2 separate regions of the Homo sapiens genome follow, and region 2 is linked to region 1. A link is a loop called in an ENCODE intact Hi-C map of the cell type or tissue named here. Cell type or tissue: PC-3. All regions are shown on one strand.

Region 1 (8,000 bases):
CACTATCCCATGTTTTAATTTTCAGACAGCAATTCTGCAGTAATGATACAGACTTTGGGTCATTCAAAGAGAAAGACCACGGTGTCTACAGGACATCAAGATGCCAGGAAAAAAGCAAAGAGACTTTGTGTATAGATGGTTTATTGTTTTTTTAAGAAATACTCACACACCTAAAAATGCAGATCCCCAACAATGCAGTCACTATTGTGGTTTCTTCTTGGTTCTCTTTATGAAAACATGTTTGTGCTTACACCTCCCGGCATTTGTTCAGTGTTAAACAAAAACAACTCTAGTAAATTGCTGACAAACAGGTAATACAAGTAGAAAGAATTCCCTAACTTTCAAACTCTCAGCTCGGGGAAAAGCTGAAGTAAAAGATGTCCCCAAAGTCATCTGGTAAACATGCCTTCCAAAGAGAATGTGAAATGCATAGCAAAACAGGCACTTAACTAATTTTAAACGCCTAATTATATACCGCCTAAACAGAATTATCAAGAGACTTGATTGACTTCCACAGAGCTGTGATTGCCATCAAGCAAACTCAAAGAAATAATAAATAATGTTTGACCTTCTAATGTCCTCAAAACTTACTCACAGTATCAAAGGATATGGACTGCTGGCGTTCCACTCCTGTATTGTCATGGAACACAGAGGTCACAGATCAATTTGAAGTTAGTGATGCGGAGTCATTTACCCTGATTTATGTAGAGGGTACATTCTGAAGAAACACTTGACTTGGATAAACAAAATTAATAAGGGGGCTGGACTACTTGAACAAGAAAAAGAGAGGAATATGGGAAGAAGGCATACAAAACATGTGACATTTAAGATAGTTTACCCCAAACAAGTAAGAATGGATAATGTCACTCAGAACTTCAAAGACACAGCTTTGGCCTGAAGGTGGGGGTTAGGTATGAAAGAAGGAAAACAAAGGGGTATTCTTTACTAGCTGATTTGTAAGACAGTCTTGAAGTATGAAGTATCTTCAAGGAATAGCGATCATGAATGTTTAACTTAGTAATGCTAAACTAAGAAGCATCTCTGGTTTTGAAAGAGATTGCCATATAAGGCAAAACTTTGCACCAGCTAACTGGTGTACTCTATCTATAAGGCTCACCTTAGAATTCAATACAGGAGGCTTTTCTGTGATGAATAAAAAGAAAACCAAAAGTCAAACCTCCTGACATCCGACTCTGTAACTCAGCTAGGATGAAAAAGCACACTCCTGCCCATTGATCTAATGATTTAGTTTTCCTGCTGATGTGACTTGACAAAAAGTTTTCAGTTTGTTAGTATGTCTCAATACTTCACATGCATATTAGCCACAACAATATTCTCTTCATGTTGATAGTTCAATTTGAGTCAAAATTTGAAAGAAAGTACTAGTGTGTTATCTTACCCAAGTCTCTTTGCCCTCTTTGGAAAATTGCATCAAACTCCTTATGACATAATAAGAAATAAATATTTGGTCTCTGCCCTTGTTTCTTGGCACATAGTCCTTAAAAACTTTGGAAACCCCAAAGTGATAATTGTCTTTTTGTATGCCATGGCTGGGCACTGCAGCAAGGCCTCAGGATGGGGGAGCCAGTTGCCAGGGAAACCAGCCACATGATTGCAGAGTGGGAACTTTCAGCTCCAGCCTCTGACCTCCAAGTTCTGACTTCCAGAGAGGGGAGAGGGACTGAAGGTTAAGTTGATCACCAATAGCCAATGATTTCATCAATCATGCCTACATAACGAAGCCTCCATAGAAACTCAGAAGGATGGGATTTGGAGAGCTTCTGAATGCTGAACATGTCGAGGTTCCTGGGGTTGCCACCTCCAGAGAAGGCATGGCATCTCCTTGCCCCTTCCTACATACCTTGTCCTGCGACTGTCTTCCATTTGGCTGTTCATCAGTATCCTTGATGTAATACCACAATACTGTTTCCAATAAACCAGTAAACCTAAGTGTTTCCTAGAGTTGTGTAAGCTATTCTAATTAGTGACTGAACCCAAGGAGGGGTCAAGGAAACTTCTAATTTCTAGCCGGTGGGTCAGAAGCATAGGTGACAACATGGCACCTGTGTCCAAAGCAGGGGCAGTCTAGTGGGGCCGAGCCCTTAACCTGTGGGATCTGATGCCATCTCCAGGTAGATGGTGTCAGAACTGAATTGAATGACAGGACACCCAGCTGGTGTTGGAGAACTGGTTAGTGCTATGGTTTGAATGCATCTCCCTAAGTTTATGCGTAGAATCTTAATCCCCAGTGCAACAGTGTTGAGAGATGGGACCTTTTAAGAGGTGATTAGGTCATCAGGCCTCTGCCCCCATGAATGGATTAATGTTGTCACCTCGGGAGTGGGTTCATTACTGAGAGTGGGATTGCTACAGAAGCAAGCTCAGCCCTCTTTTGCTCTCATGCACACCCTCCCGCCACGTGATAACCCAAAAGGCCCTCGACAGGTGCAGCCCCTCAATCTTGAACTTCCCAGCCTCCAGAACTGAAATAACTAATAATAATAAATTTCTTTCCTTTATTAATGATCCAGTCTGTGGATTCTGTTATAGCAACACAAAGTGGACCAAGACAGTTGGTGTGAAAGAAACCCCCTACACATTGTGGTGACCGTAAGTGTTCTGTATGGAGAGTATAGCAGGAGGAAGGAGTTTTTCTATTGTTCACTCCCTATCTGAAGGGGAACTGACATATCAGAGGTAATCTCAAAGGTCATTTCTCACAAAATCAGTAATTATGTTGCACATACTGTGTTAAGCCCTTTCTAAGCACTGTCTCATTTAACGTTCATGACAACAAGGTAGGTGTGATTGTTCCAGTTTTACAACCAGAAAACGAAGAGTGGGCAATTTAGCTGAGATGTGCCGTACACTAACAAAATTAGGATTTGAACCCAGGGCCATGTGACTACAGCCTGTATGGAGGGGTCAATGAAAACCTGAAGAAAACTACCCCCCAACCCCATCCAGGAATGGCGAAGGAAAAAGACTGAGCTAATTTGTACTAACTTTCCCATTCTGCCCCCAAATGGGCCCCCACCATGGAAATGGAAGTAGATCATAATTTTATAAATCAAGATTCTTCCTACAGCACCATCTAAATAGCACAGCTATTAATAAAACTTGTTTCTCACTTCCTTATGTTTAAATCTGCGTTCAGGTGTGAATAAAACCTTTGTTCCTTATTTCCACTATCTCCACCTCTGAGGAGGGACGCACATAAATAAATATAATTTCTTCCGGGCCCAGGGCTCAGTGCAATGCTCAGGCAAAGTAGGAGATATCGGTTCAAATCCGGGCTTAGGATTCAATCCCTGGACCCTGATGAGATGGGATTTACAAAGGTAACGCTGCCCAAGGTCACTCAGAAGGGGCCTGCCATTTCCACTAGCACAGGCAGCTGCCCGGCAGCAGCTCACAGCAAGAAGCCACTCAGCTATCGGCCTGGCTCCAGTTACAGCTGTAAACTACTGCTATTCTACGGGAAGAAACTGGGGCCCTCAACAGGAAAAGACCTCAGAGCACTATATTGCCAGTCCACCCTGGTTTAAATAGAGGAGCTCTACTTGAGGAACAAATTGGACAAAAAAAAAGAAGGAAGGAAACAAACAAATAAGTGAGGAAACAAAGAAAGCACACTGCCTTGTTAGGAGTAAGAAGAAAATACACAACAGCCAATGTTCTCATGACCATCTTTTTTTTGTTTTGCTTCCCTGACTGCACAGTTATCTCCAGTGTGATCATTTAGGAGAGGAATGATTTATCATTTCTGACTAGGTAAAGGTAACCATCTTCAAGCCAAAGATGTTTGGGATGGGCCAACAAGTTGAAACCTACATGGAAAAGGCTTAACTGGGAACGTTTGTGTGTTCAGGTAGACAGATCCTTCAACTACAGCGTTCTAGACCCAAGATTTTGTATCTTCCTACCTTACTATGTAGGTAAGTGGAGGACGCATGAAATTTATAGCCCAACTATATGTGTTGTGTACCCCACCATTTCAGAATACTCTGAAAAAACCGAATGTCATTTATGCGACTTCCACATGCTCAATTCTACAATTCCTTTTACTTATTTCAATGAAATCTCAAGTCCTACAGGCTTCCATTGACTTAATAGGCAGTCTTCTTTTTTATCTCTCTTGCAAAAGTTCCTCCATCACCTGGCACAGCAAAGAAAAAAAATTCTTTTGTTTTGAGACAGGGTCTCACTGTGTTGCCCAGACTGGTGTGCAGTGGCGTGATCTTGGCTAACTGCAACCTCCACCTCCTGGGCTCAAGCAATCCTCCCGCCTCAGCCTCCTGAGTAGCTGGAACTACAGATGTGTGCCACCACACCCAAATTTTTGTATTTTTTGTAGAGACGGGGTTTTGCCGTATTGCCCAGGCTGGTCTCCAACTCCTGAGCTCAAGCGATCTGCCTACTTCGGCCTCCCAAAGTGCTGAGATTACAGGCATGAGCCACCACGGCCGGCACAAAGAAACTATTAATGAAGTTACTCAAACACCCAAAAGTGGATGGTCCCACAAACCAAATACACTCCCTGGATGGCTGTCATCTTACCTTCAGTGTTTTACCCAAAACTGTTGGCAAGACAGGTCCTAGTGGAATGATTTTTTAAAAAAATTAATTTGGTGTCAGTGTGAGTTTCCTTAAGGTAGGAAATTTTTAAAATAACTTATTAAAACTCACAGTGTTGGCAAGATCTCCTCCCAATCCATGCCCAACTGTGCAGACAGGAGATGAAGACAAGGTGGGGCCTCCCTCTTTTTTTTCTTTTTTTACTAAATTTGGCAGGAAAAGCAAAGGGAAGCTGCTTCTTCCAGTTCCCCACCTGCCCCGCCCTTCTGTTCCACAGAGAACAGAAAGTGCCGTAAGCAACAACTAAGTTTACACTGGCCACTCCAACCACATATCTAGCAATAACTTCATAATTTGTTTTTAAGCATACATTTTCAGGAGGCGAGGCGGGGGACAGGATCTACTGAGGTATACACACTTCATCCTTGAAGGAAATAAACATGAGTCATATTCAAACATTCCAAATCAAAGCATAGGACCCTGGTTGATACATCTTGCTCCTGCAATCAGAAAGAAAGAGTTTAGAATCTACCAGAAGGTAAAGTTACCATACAAGTTTTAACAAATACTTCTGCAGCGGCCAGTGAGAACTCAACTGCTACAAAAATATTTTTGACTTTCTTAATATGAAATAAAAATACCACATAACTCCAACATTTCACAACTGTTAATTAGGCAAGATGCATTATCATGGTATGTACAGTTGAGCCTTGAACAACCTGGGTTGGAAGTGCACAGGCCCACTTATGAGAGGATTTTCTTCCACCCCTGCCAGCCCTGCACAAGCAAGACCAACCCCTCCCTTTCCTCCACCTTCTCAGCCTACTCAATGTAAAGAACGATGATGAGTCATTTCCACTTAATGAAGAGTAAATATATTTTGTCTTCCTTATGATATTCTTAATAACATTTCATTTCCTCTAGCTTACTTTATTGTCAGAATACAGCAATATATTATATATGGAACATACAAAATATGTGTTAATTGACTGTTTATGTTACCAGGAAAGCTTCTGTTCTACAGTAAGCTCTGGTAGTTATGTTTTGGGGAATCATAAGTTACACCCAGATTTTCGACTGTGTGGAAAATTGGCGTCCCCAACCCCATTATTGTTCTGTGAACAATTTCAAATCCTTCCCCTCACTCTTTAATTCTGCAGAATTATTTTTCGGGTGTTTTAAAGGGGGCAATAGCAAAGATTGGGATGACATGCAAAACATCCTCCAGACAAATTTTAGTCTCCATCTTATTCTTTTGTTGAATGAATAATTAAAGTCTTCAGCCATTATGATGCAATCCTCCAGAGAGCTACAAGAAATACAAGGAAAAATAACAGAACTCAACATTTCTTTGGAATCCACCTTCCTCAAAAATGGGTTTAAGGTGATTGTAACCCAAAATGAATACAGAAAAAGCCCTAAGCCTTGGTGTCACGGGAAGCCCAATTGTTCAAAAAAGAGAAGGAGCATAATCACAGTTGTCCGTCTGTATATTGGGGGACTGGTTCAGAACCCGTAAGTAGACCAAAATCCGTGCATACTCAAGTCCTGCAGTCAGCCCTGCAAAACCCTCAAAGGCAGCTGTGCGCGGTGGCAAACGCCTGTAATCTCAGCAATTTGGGAGGCCAAGGCAGGCGGATGACCTGAGGTCAGGAGTTCGAGACCAGCCTGGCCAACACAGTGAAACCCTGTCTCTACTAAAAATACAAAATTAGCCAGGTGTGGTGGCGTACGCCTGTAATCCCAGCTACTCAGGAGGCCAAGGCAGGAGAATCGCTTGGACCTGGGGGGGTGGAGGTTGCAGTGAGTGGAGATCACGCCATTGCACTCCAGCCTAGGCAAAAACTCTGTCAAAAACAACAACAACAACAACAACAAAAAACCCTAAGGCTCTCCCTATACACTGGTTTCCCATTCACCAACACTGAGTTTTCACTCTGCATGTGGTCGAAAAAAAATCCACGTATGAGTAGACACCCCCAGTTCAAAGGTCAACTCCACTTCTCACTAGAATTAAAAAGCTTTACTCCAAATGTAGTTAAAACAGCCCAATATCTTCCTCTTATAAGCAGTAATTAAACTTTAGTGTGGATAAGATTCATCTGGTTTGCTTACTTGAAAATGCAGATCTTTGGCTCAACCTCTAGAAGATGGGACAGAGCCAGAGTGGGGTTGGATGGGGTTGAGAAATCTGCATTTCAACAGTAGTCCACAGGTGACTCTATGCAGACCCTGGAAAACACTCTATTTAAGGGCTCACCACAGCCAGGGACCATATTCCAACTGTCACTTTTCTAGGTCTCATTCTCATTATTTGTTCCAAGACTCTCTCTTATTTTTGCAAATTTAATTTAAAAGTATGAGCATTTCCTGAATGTAACCAGCCACTCTAAGCCAGAGCTGACCTATGAGGGACACATACGTGGCCAAGGCTAGACCAACCAGAACCTCTATATTCTTCACACTGAACTTGAAATTGGGAGTGTGATCTAGTGAAATCACAATGTACTCAAGCTTAACTAGCACAAAGACATGTACCAATGCTTGGAGAAGGAGCAGGGAAGGGAAGAGCATTTAGTAATAGTGCAAATGATGAGCAAATGCCCGGGAGCAAAAGGAGCTGAAAATCCTGTGTTCCTTTAGTGGGTCTTTGATCCCACATGCCCCACAAACCAGGTGCATCTGGCCCTGCTTACTGGTGACTTCCAAGGCTCTGAAAGGATATTTTAACCATAAGCAATTTTCATCTCATATGCTAACTTCAGAACCTGACCTTCAGGTAAGATGTTATTTCACTGGAGGAGAACTTAATAGGTCCACTCAGAATTCATGGCAAGCAGGTCATGGCCTGAGAAGCAGAGGGGCGAGTCTGCTGAGAGCCAGTGGCAAAGCAGAGATATGCAGCGAGAAACAGGGATGAGGCCAGGCACAGTGGCTCATGCCTGGAATCCTAGCACTTTGGGAGGCCAAGGCAGGTGGATCACTTGAGGCCAGGAGTTCGAGACCAGCCTGAGCAATATGACAAAAACCCATCTCTAACAACAACAACAACAACAACAACAAAAACACAAAATGTTAGCTTGGACGTGGTGGCGTGCACCTGTGGTCCCAGCTACTTGGGAGGCTGAGGTAGGATCTTTGAGCCTGGGAGGTGAAGGCTGCAGTAAGCTGCAGTCGCACCACTACACTCCAGACTGGGTGACAGAGGGAGACTCTGTCTCAAAAGAAGAGAAAGAAACAGGGATGAGAAATTAGAGAACTCTGTTCAGGCTCCTGGTGATTCCCATTCCTGGTTCTGCCCCACTCTGAGATATGGCGGCATCCCAGAGTCCTAAAGATATCCCAAGATCCTTCTAATACACACAACGCCTCCCCGTGCCCTCCACCCTGGCTTGCCTGTTAGCTACCTACAACACCAAGGC
Region 2 (8,000 bases), 64 kb before region 1:
TGCTGTGGTCCCAGCTACTTGGGAGTTGAAGTGGGCGGATCAACTGAGCCCGGGAGACGGAGGTTGCAGTGAGCCATAATCGTATCACTGCACTCCAGCCTGGGCGACAGAACGAGATCCTGTCTCAAAAAGAAGGAAAACAAGGTAACTGCCTACAGGTCTGCAAGTCGGGAGCAGGTGACCAGCATCCCCAGAGAATGCCCTGCTCCCCACAGTGCGGGGCTCTCGGCTCACTGCCAAAGTCAGCGACCTCCAAAGAGGGCCCCAGAGATGTCTCCTTAAAGGCCCCACACAAGTTGGAGTGCTCTCCTGAGAGGGGGAAGGTGAATCAGAGGCCAAGTTACTACTGTTCCATGCTCAGCCTCTTTGGGAGTTGACTGGAGCCAGGGTTCCTCTGGCTCCTGGGAGTTGGGAAGTCAAGAAGCCAAATAGCAAGATGCCCTCCCCCCGACCTGGCACTTTCAAAAAACAGCCCTTCTCCATAGGCACTGCCAAGAAGCAAGCTGGCCTCTGCTCTACCCTTTTCACCCCCAAGGTGAGGGGATGACTGAAGACAAGTGGCCTCTCTGATTTCCGCTCAACAGTCACTTCCTCAGGGAAGCCGAGGCCCTTGACTAGCCATTACAAAGGTGGCACACACAGAGGACTGACTTTGTGGCAAGCAGGGGACTAAGCAGAAGTGGGAAACCAGACTGCCCCAAGTCTAGTCTCCAAACTGCCCCCCTTCCCCTTACATAACCTCATAGGAGCTACTTGACATCTAACCCTTAGTTTCCTCATCTGTAAAATGGAGACTGTAGCACCTGCCTCATAGGGTTTTCTACCATGTGTGGATCCAGTGAGCTATTGTAAGCACTTAGAAGATGGCCAGGCTAAGGCTGGGCACAGTGGCTTAAGCCTGTAATCCCAGCACTTTGGGAGTCCGAGGTAGGCGGATCACCTGAGGTCAGGAGTTCAAGACCAGCCTGACCAACAAGGAGAAACCCCGTCTCTATTGAAAATACAAAATTAGCTGGGCGTGGTGGCACATGTCTGTAATCCCGGCTACTTGGGAGGCTGAGACAGGAGAATTGCTTGAACCTGGGAGGCAGAGATTGTGGTGAGCCGAGATCACACCATTGCACTCCAGCCTGGGCAACAAGAGTGAAACTCTGTCTCAGAAAAAAAAAAAAAAAAAGAAGAAGAAGAAGAAGAAGAAGAAGAGGGCCAGGCTAGAATTGTCATCTTCTTCATAACAATGCTATGAAGTGGAGACTAATATGATCTCCACTCAGCAGATGGGAAAACTGAGGCACTGGGTGCTTAAGGAATTTGCTTAAGATGGAACAGCCAGGACGTGGTCTAACCTAAGCCGTCTAACTCCCTGCTCTGTGAAATCTAACCTTGTGCACGTCCCACAGCCTCTGTTTTACATCACTGAAGATGGCACTGAAACCTCACGTTTATTCATGCAATGCTCCACAAGGGCAGGGTCCGTGCTTGGTTTCACTCATTGTTGTCTTAGCACAGTGGAGGTGCTCTAAGAGTTTAAAAAAAGAGCAAATCCATCTTTCCATCCATCTAAGCTAGGGGTCCTTAACCCCCAGGCCACAGACACGTACCAGCCCATGGCCCGTTAGGAAACCGGATGCACAAGAAGTGAGCAGAGGGCAAGCAAGCATTACAGCCTGAGCTCCGCCTCCTGTCACATCAGCAGCGGCATTGGATTCTCACAGGAGGGCGAACCCTATTGTGAACTGTGCATGTGAGGGATCTAGGTTGTGCACTCCTTATGAGAACCTAACTAATGCCTGATGATCTGAGGTGGAACAGTTTCATCTGGAAACCACTACCCCCAACCCCTCGCATCCATGGAAAAACTGTCTTCCATGAAACAAGTCCCCGGTGCCAAAAAGGTTGGGGACCATTGATCTAAGCAACATGCTGGACAGATAAAACGAAACACTTATAAAGCTGGCAACCAGGCACAAGTGCGTACAGACCCCTTGGAAACAGATGCCAGCCCATCCTAAGCCTGCCCCAGACCTTTCAAGGACGCTTCCTCTGCCTTCTCTCCACCACTGACTGCTGCTCGACAGTACCCAACCTCTCTGCTTTCCTGGCCTGCCCTTATTTTTGTCTTGGGGCTGGAAAAAATCTGAACAGGCGAGCTGCTAACTTTTCTCCAGAAAACAACTTTCCCCAGCTATTTGTCAACTTCTGTCATTCAAAGGGATACAACACAAATGTATATCTTTAATGAAATTCACAGTCAAGGAAAGTTGTCATCATCTAGTTATATCTGTTATGACATACATTTCATTTTGTTCAATACATAACAGAGAAGCTATTTAATCAAACAGAAGATTCTTGCTAAAATGACAGTCCAAGCAATGTCCAAACAAGCGTTTATTATGCTATGCGAATCTGATCGGGATTGGATTGTTTTCAGCGGAATTTTTTTTTCCTTCCTCTTCCATTGAGAAAATAGCTTAGGGGGTGGGTGCAGAAAACAACACTGGACAATGGAGGCGGAGTCTGATGCTGACTCAGCGCTGAGTGCAGGGACGTGAGCCCCACCCCAGAGTTTACAGGGAGAAAGTAGAAAGATATATCCGACCATCGGGAAGGTCACAAAGAGCACTGCCTAGGGCAGGGGGTTGCATCTTCCCTCTCCTTACCATATAGTTCTACATGAGAGACGCAGGTACAAGCTCTAAACACAGACACATGCCAGGAATGATGACATCTGTGTTTCTCAAGTGATACTTATCCTTGGATACGTTTTGTTTGTCTTTACAATTTAATGAACACTTAGCTTCAATGGGAAAACTCATGTTACTGCAGGAGAATTTAGTGGGTTGGGGAGCCAGCCCAAGGCCAGAAAAACAAAAAGAAAAAAATGCTGAAGGAGGTGACTGGGTACTTGGGCTTTGGGCACCACAGATGTTGCGAGCTTGAGAAAAAGGAAACATTATTATATGTGTGTGTACGTGTGTGTGTATGTATGTGTATATAACAAACATACACGTATATATACATACACGTACATGCATACATACTTATGCCTATGCACATACATATATATACACATACATATATACATACACACACATATATACCTATATACCAGTAACGTTCAGAGGATGATAAATTTCTTCCTTCTGCTTCATTCACCACACAGTACCTGGAACGAAGTAGGATTTCAGCAAAGAATTGTTGGATGATTGGATGGGTAGATGGATGAAAAGACAAGTTAATAGAAGGATACATGGGTAGGTGGGTGGGTGGTGGACAAATGGAATCTCCCCAAAAAGAAATGACTGATGAAAATGATTTTAATACATTATTCTAAGACACGGCGGCCCTTTATCCAGGGACTTCCTCCTTACTATTGTTCAAGGTGTGTCCTCAGCCATGCCACGACAGCTCTTGTATTAAAGGAAGAAAACGTCTTTATAAGATAGTTGGGGGTAGCCTGTGGCTAAAAAAACTTTCCTTTTCCTGAGCCAGGTTAATTGGTCACCATGGCAACAATGACAAAGACTGCCAATTAGCCCAAAACTTTATATTACTATGCTAATCTTCTAAGTAAATGAGGGATGGTGGAGCCCAGTAATTCTCATACTGAAAGACTTGTTAAAACAAAGATCGTTGGATCTCCCTCTTTGAGTTTCTGATTCAGGAGGTCTGGAATAGGACCCATGAACGCACTTCTACCAAATTTCCAGATGATGCTGATGCTGCAGTACAGGGACCGTGCTTTGTGAGCCACCAATCCTGACAATCTACAAGGTTCCACAGATTCCAATATGTTACAAGTCTATTCATGATCTACCAAAACTCTTCTTAGCTGAATGGACTTGGAAAAGTAGATCCACCCTTATTTAAGGTACCATAAAGGGTCACAGCATTGTTAAATATAAGATCAAGATACCTGATCATTCCAACAGTCCTCATTAGGTGGGATTTTTAATCCTTGGAGAAGCAATGTTTTTTTTTTTCTTTCACATTCCTGTATTCATTTTTGGTGAGATAAAAATACCTGTCCAAACATTTGAAAAAATGAATTTCAAAAATTCAATCACGATATGATGACATAAATTGAACTCAGGAGTCTGTAAGAAATTTCCAAAGGGTCATCTAAGTCATTGCTTGGCTTCAAAAAGGATTTGCAAATCAGCCACCAAATGTCAATAAGTATGCCTGATTGACGTGAAGGTGAAGGACCCCAACATTTCTCCTTGGTGTGACTGTCCTGTTCCAGAGTCGGGCTACCTTGAAAGACTCTTGCCATGTTCTCACATCACACAGGGATCTCACCTGCTCTTCGACACGTGATACCTTTCTAATGTTAGGTCTCTGGAGAACAGCGGGGTGAACAGCCCCTTGCTTACAATTCCTTTTGTTATGTATAAAGACATTAAAACTCCCACCCACCCCCAAACCAGGCTTCTCCTCTATATGTTAAGTAGTTTCCATTCCTTTAACCGTTCTAAAAAGATCCCATTCACCACCCTTTCATCATTGCCATGGATCACCTCTACAGCCTTTCCCAAATCCCTACCCTTTCCTTGTTTTCCCCCTGGGGCCTGGACAAGTCACTGGCCGTGACTCTTTCATGGACTCTCATTAATACATCCTGAATCATGTGAGGCTTTTAAGAACAGCACTTCACTGCTGACACAAGCATCAGTGTGAAAGGAGAAGCACCAGACAACTCCACTTGACTGAAGATCTGAAAGAGAAAAACGAGCAGGACCACGTTGGCATGTGGGTGCTTGAGCAAGACACAAAAGATATCTCAGGAGTCACTCTCCTGAATGAGAATTTGGACCCAGGGATGTTTGAGGCCTGTCGAATACTTCCAACTCAGAGCAATTCCACCGGCGCTGGGTGTTGCCTTGTAAATGGCAATATCCAAATCAGAGAGGAAATGACAGTGCATTCCAAGCAAAATGGCACACATTTAGACTGACTAAGAAAATAACAATAAAAGTGCAAATTTATTCTGCATGTGTGATCATGATTATCATTACATCAAGTTCCATATATGCCCAGCCAGAATAAATATTAACCCATTTTATAAATGACTTTATACTGCATTTGTGGATACAGCTCCACCCAAACCCAAAACAACACTGTTTCCATAGTAACCAACAGATTTCAAAGAAGGAAAAAGGAGGGGAAGACTTCAGAACGGATAGCAATCAAATAAAATAGCCAGCATCAACAAAATATGTCAGCATTATTTAAAACACACAGGACCATTCTATAGTTTAATCTCTTTCCCAGAAAACCACCCCTTCTAAGTCACCTTCTTGTAAAGCCAGTCTTCCCTCAAACAAACAGTTGCAAAATTGTTTCCATTTTAATTGAGGAAAGAAGCAAATTTCTTGAGTCATTCCTGGGATCCAAATGGGAGTATGATGAAGAAAATAACATCTACTAAGTGACTTAGCCCACACAGAAATTCACATGGATTACCAACTGGTAATTATGAAATCTTAGCTGGGCTTTGATGATCATATTAGAGTGTCCATTTCCTTGCTGAATGTAATGAGGGAGGAAAAGAAGCAAAAGCCAAAATGGAAAGCCAGGGAGCTAAAAACCGTAAAAGCTGCAGACCACCCTCAACTGAAAGCCCGATTTTTCACTGGAACTTTCTCAAATATCAGTTCCCCCCCAGTGAATTTTGCACACAGATGATGTGCAGTAGCTCTCCACATCCCTGCAAGTTCTTTGGTCTTATGCCTATAGATAAAATTCAAAGCAACACCTATAGGCAGCATCCTGTCTGTAGGACAGAAATGGCCTCATGTGGGGTAATCTATGAACTCTAAAAACTCACAGCCCTGGTGATCTCTCTCTCCTCTCGCTTTCCAACTGCCTCCTGATTTCAAAATATTGCAGATAAAATAAAATAAAATATTAATAAAATAAAATTAATAAAAATAAAATATTCATAAAACATAAAAAAGGAATTTTGAGTCTCTAGCTCCTACTGTCCTTTGGAAAGAAGTTCTAAAGTAATTTATTAATGTGTTCTCTCCTACATTCTAGCTGTGTGACCGTGGGTAAGTTATTTAACATCTCCTTAACCTTCCTGAGCCTGTTTCTTCATCTGTAAAACAGGAATAATAACAGTATCTACCACATAGAGTTGTTATACAGATAAAATCAGTTAATTTGTACAAAGAGCTTAGTGGAATACCTAATACACAGCTAAGAGAATGTGTGTTACTATTATTGTTGTTATTCATAAGTAATTCTTCTTTCTTAATGACTTGAGTCAAATCCTAATGGCTTTCCTTAAAAAACAACGTTTGAGGCCGGTGCGGTGGCTCACGCCTTTAATCCCAGCACTTTGGGAGGCTGAGGAGGGCAGATTGCCTGAGCTCAGGAGTTCAAGACCAGTCTGGGCAACATGGTGAACCGCGTCTCCACCAAAAATACAAAAAATTAGCCAGACGTGGTGTGCGCTCCTGTAGTCCCAGCTATTTGGGAGGCTGAGGCACGAGAATTGCTTGAACCCGGAGGCAGAGGTTGCAATGAGCAGATATCACACCACTGCCCTCCAGCCTGGGCAACAGAGCAACACTTCTGTCTCCAGAAAAAAAGAAAAGAAAAGAAAAGAAAACACTGAATATTGCAGAGAGAAATACTGCTGAACTAGGAGATCTCATAAACTTCAACTATTCAGTGTATCAACTAGTCTTGAATGGCATAAGCTTCTGAGACAGACAGAACTGGATTTGAATGGTACTTGCACCCACGTGACCATGAGTCTGTGCCTTAACCTTCCTAAGCCTCAGCTTCCTACCTCTACAATGGGAGCAGTTAGAGAGTGACCACCTAAAGACTTGTGGCAAGGGTAAGTGGGATAATCCCTGTATAGCATTTCACAAAGAATCTGCTACATTAAATATTAAATACATGTTCACCATTATTATTCTGTTTCCTTGCTTGGACAAAACATTGATTCAACAACTATTTACTGCATCCTACTGTGTGCTAGATGGTTACAAAAATTGACATGGTCTGTGCTCTTATGAGGTTTACACCCCAAAGGGGAAAAGTTTACATTGAATAAACATACACAAATACACATATTTAATTATATATATAAATTATATAGTATAATAAGTACACTTTTATGTTTATTATATGTTATAGTAAACATACACCAAAAATTAATTATATGTATATAATTATAAACTTTGACAAGTGTTATAAAGGAAAAGAACAGGGCGAAATAACTGAGGTTTGTCAATGGGAATATTAGGTCACACTTTTCAGATTTTTCTACTGTACCCAATATAACACAAAAATGGTATATCCCACCAATAATCACCCAGAGTACAAACGAATGTTTTGAGTATACACCTTCTAGTCATTCCACAAAGGATTCAAAACAACTGCAGGGCCTTCCTTTTAGGCAAAACTATAACAATGTTCCATTCTTTTCAACTCAGATGGAACACAGGCTAAGTTTACGTTTATAGCGGACATGCAAATTGAATACTCAAGTGATAGAAAAGAAAAAAAAAGGTAGAAATGAGACAGTCCACCCTGAAAGCCATACCTTCAAGGACCCCACATGTTTTGTTACTGTGTCACTTTATGAATCACCAATATCTTAAGAATCATATAATCCTGGAATACAGCGGCAGCTTTACCACGTTCCCAGGTGAATAAAATGATAACTCCATGTTCTGATGATTCAAAGTGGTTCCATCTGAGCAGACCAAGAAAGACCCGGCAGCATAACACCAGGTGACTCCCAGGTTTAAAGATTTATCTGAATTTGTTCTACAGCCCTACTGGGAGAGGTTCCCTGTACTTCTTCCTCCAGTTTGCCTAATGGTAGAAGATGGCCAAATGTAATTACATTTACATTTTATTATGAAGTCAGTGAGTCACTAAAAGTCGATGCTAGAAGGTACGTTTTATAGTTTTTCATTATGTTTTGTGTGCTTCATTGCCTTTAGGGTCATATTTTTGTTGGGGGAGGAGTTATA

The links. Peaks named below come from ENCODE experiments on the same cell type or tissue, not always from the same donor. Only the 100,000 strongest peaks of a DNase experiment are listed, where the experiment ranks them.
Region 2: a loop joins it to region 1, with 3 times the contacts of the local background. A loop is called at or near these places in 3 of 110 quality-filtered maps.

What each region holds. Positions count from the first base shown.
Region 1 is chr3:71,527,925-71,535,924 of GRCh38, forward strand. The region is part of intron 2 of FOXP1 (forkhead box P1); the gene reads right to left. Among named protein-coding and RNA genes, the nearest start is that of MIR1284, 10 kb to the right of the region's middle. In PC-3, no CTCF peak of the experiment used is centred here; DNase peaks (open chromatin) are centred at 4,957 and 5,387; H3K4me3 peaks cover 1,382 bases; H3K27ac peaks cover 1,914 bases.
Region 2 is chr3:71,464,150-71,472,149 of GRCh38, forward strand. All of the region lies in intron 3 of FOXP1 (forkhead box P1), which reads right to left. Among named protein-coding and RNA genes, the nearest start is that of MIR1284, 74 kb to the right of the region's middle. In PC-3, no CTCF peak of the experiment used is centred here; no DNase peak of the experiment used is centred here; H3K4me3 peaks cover 565 bases; H3K27ac peaks cover 343 bases.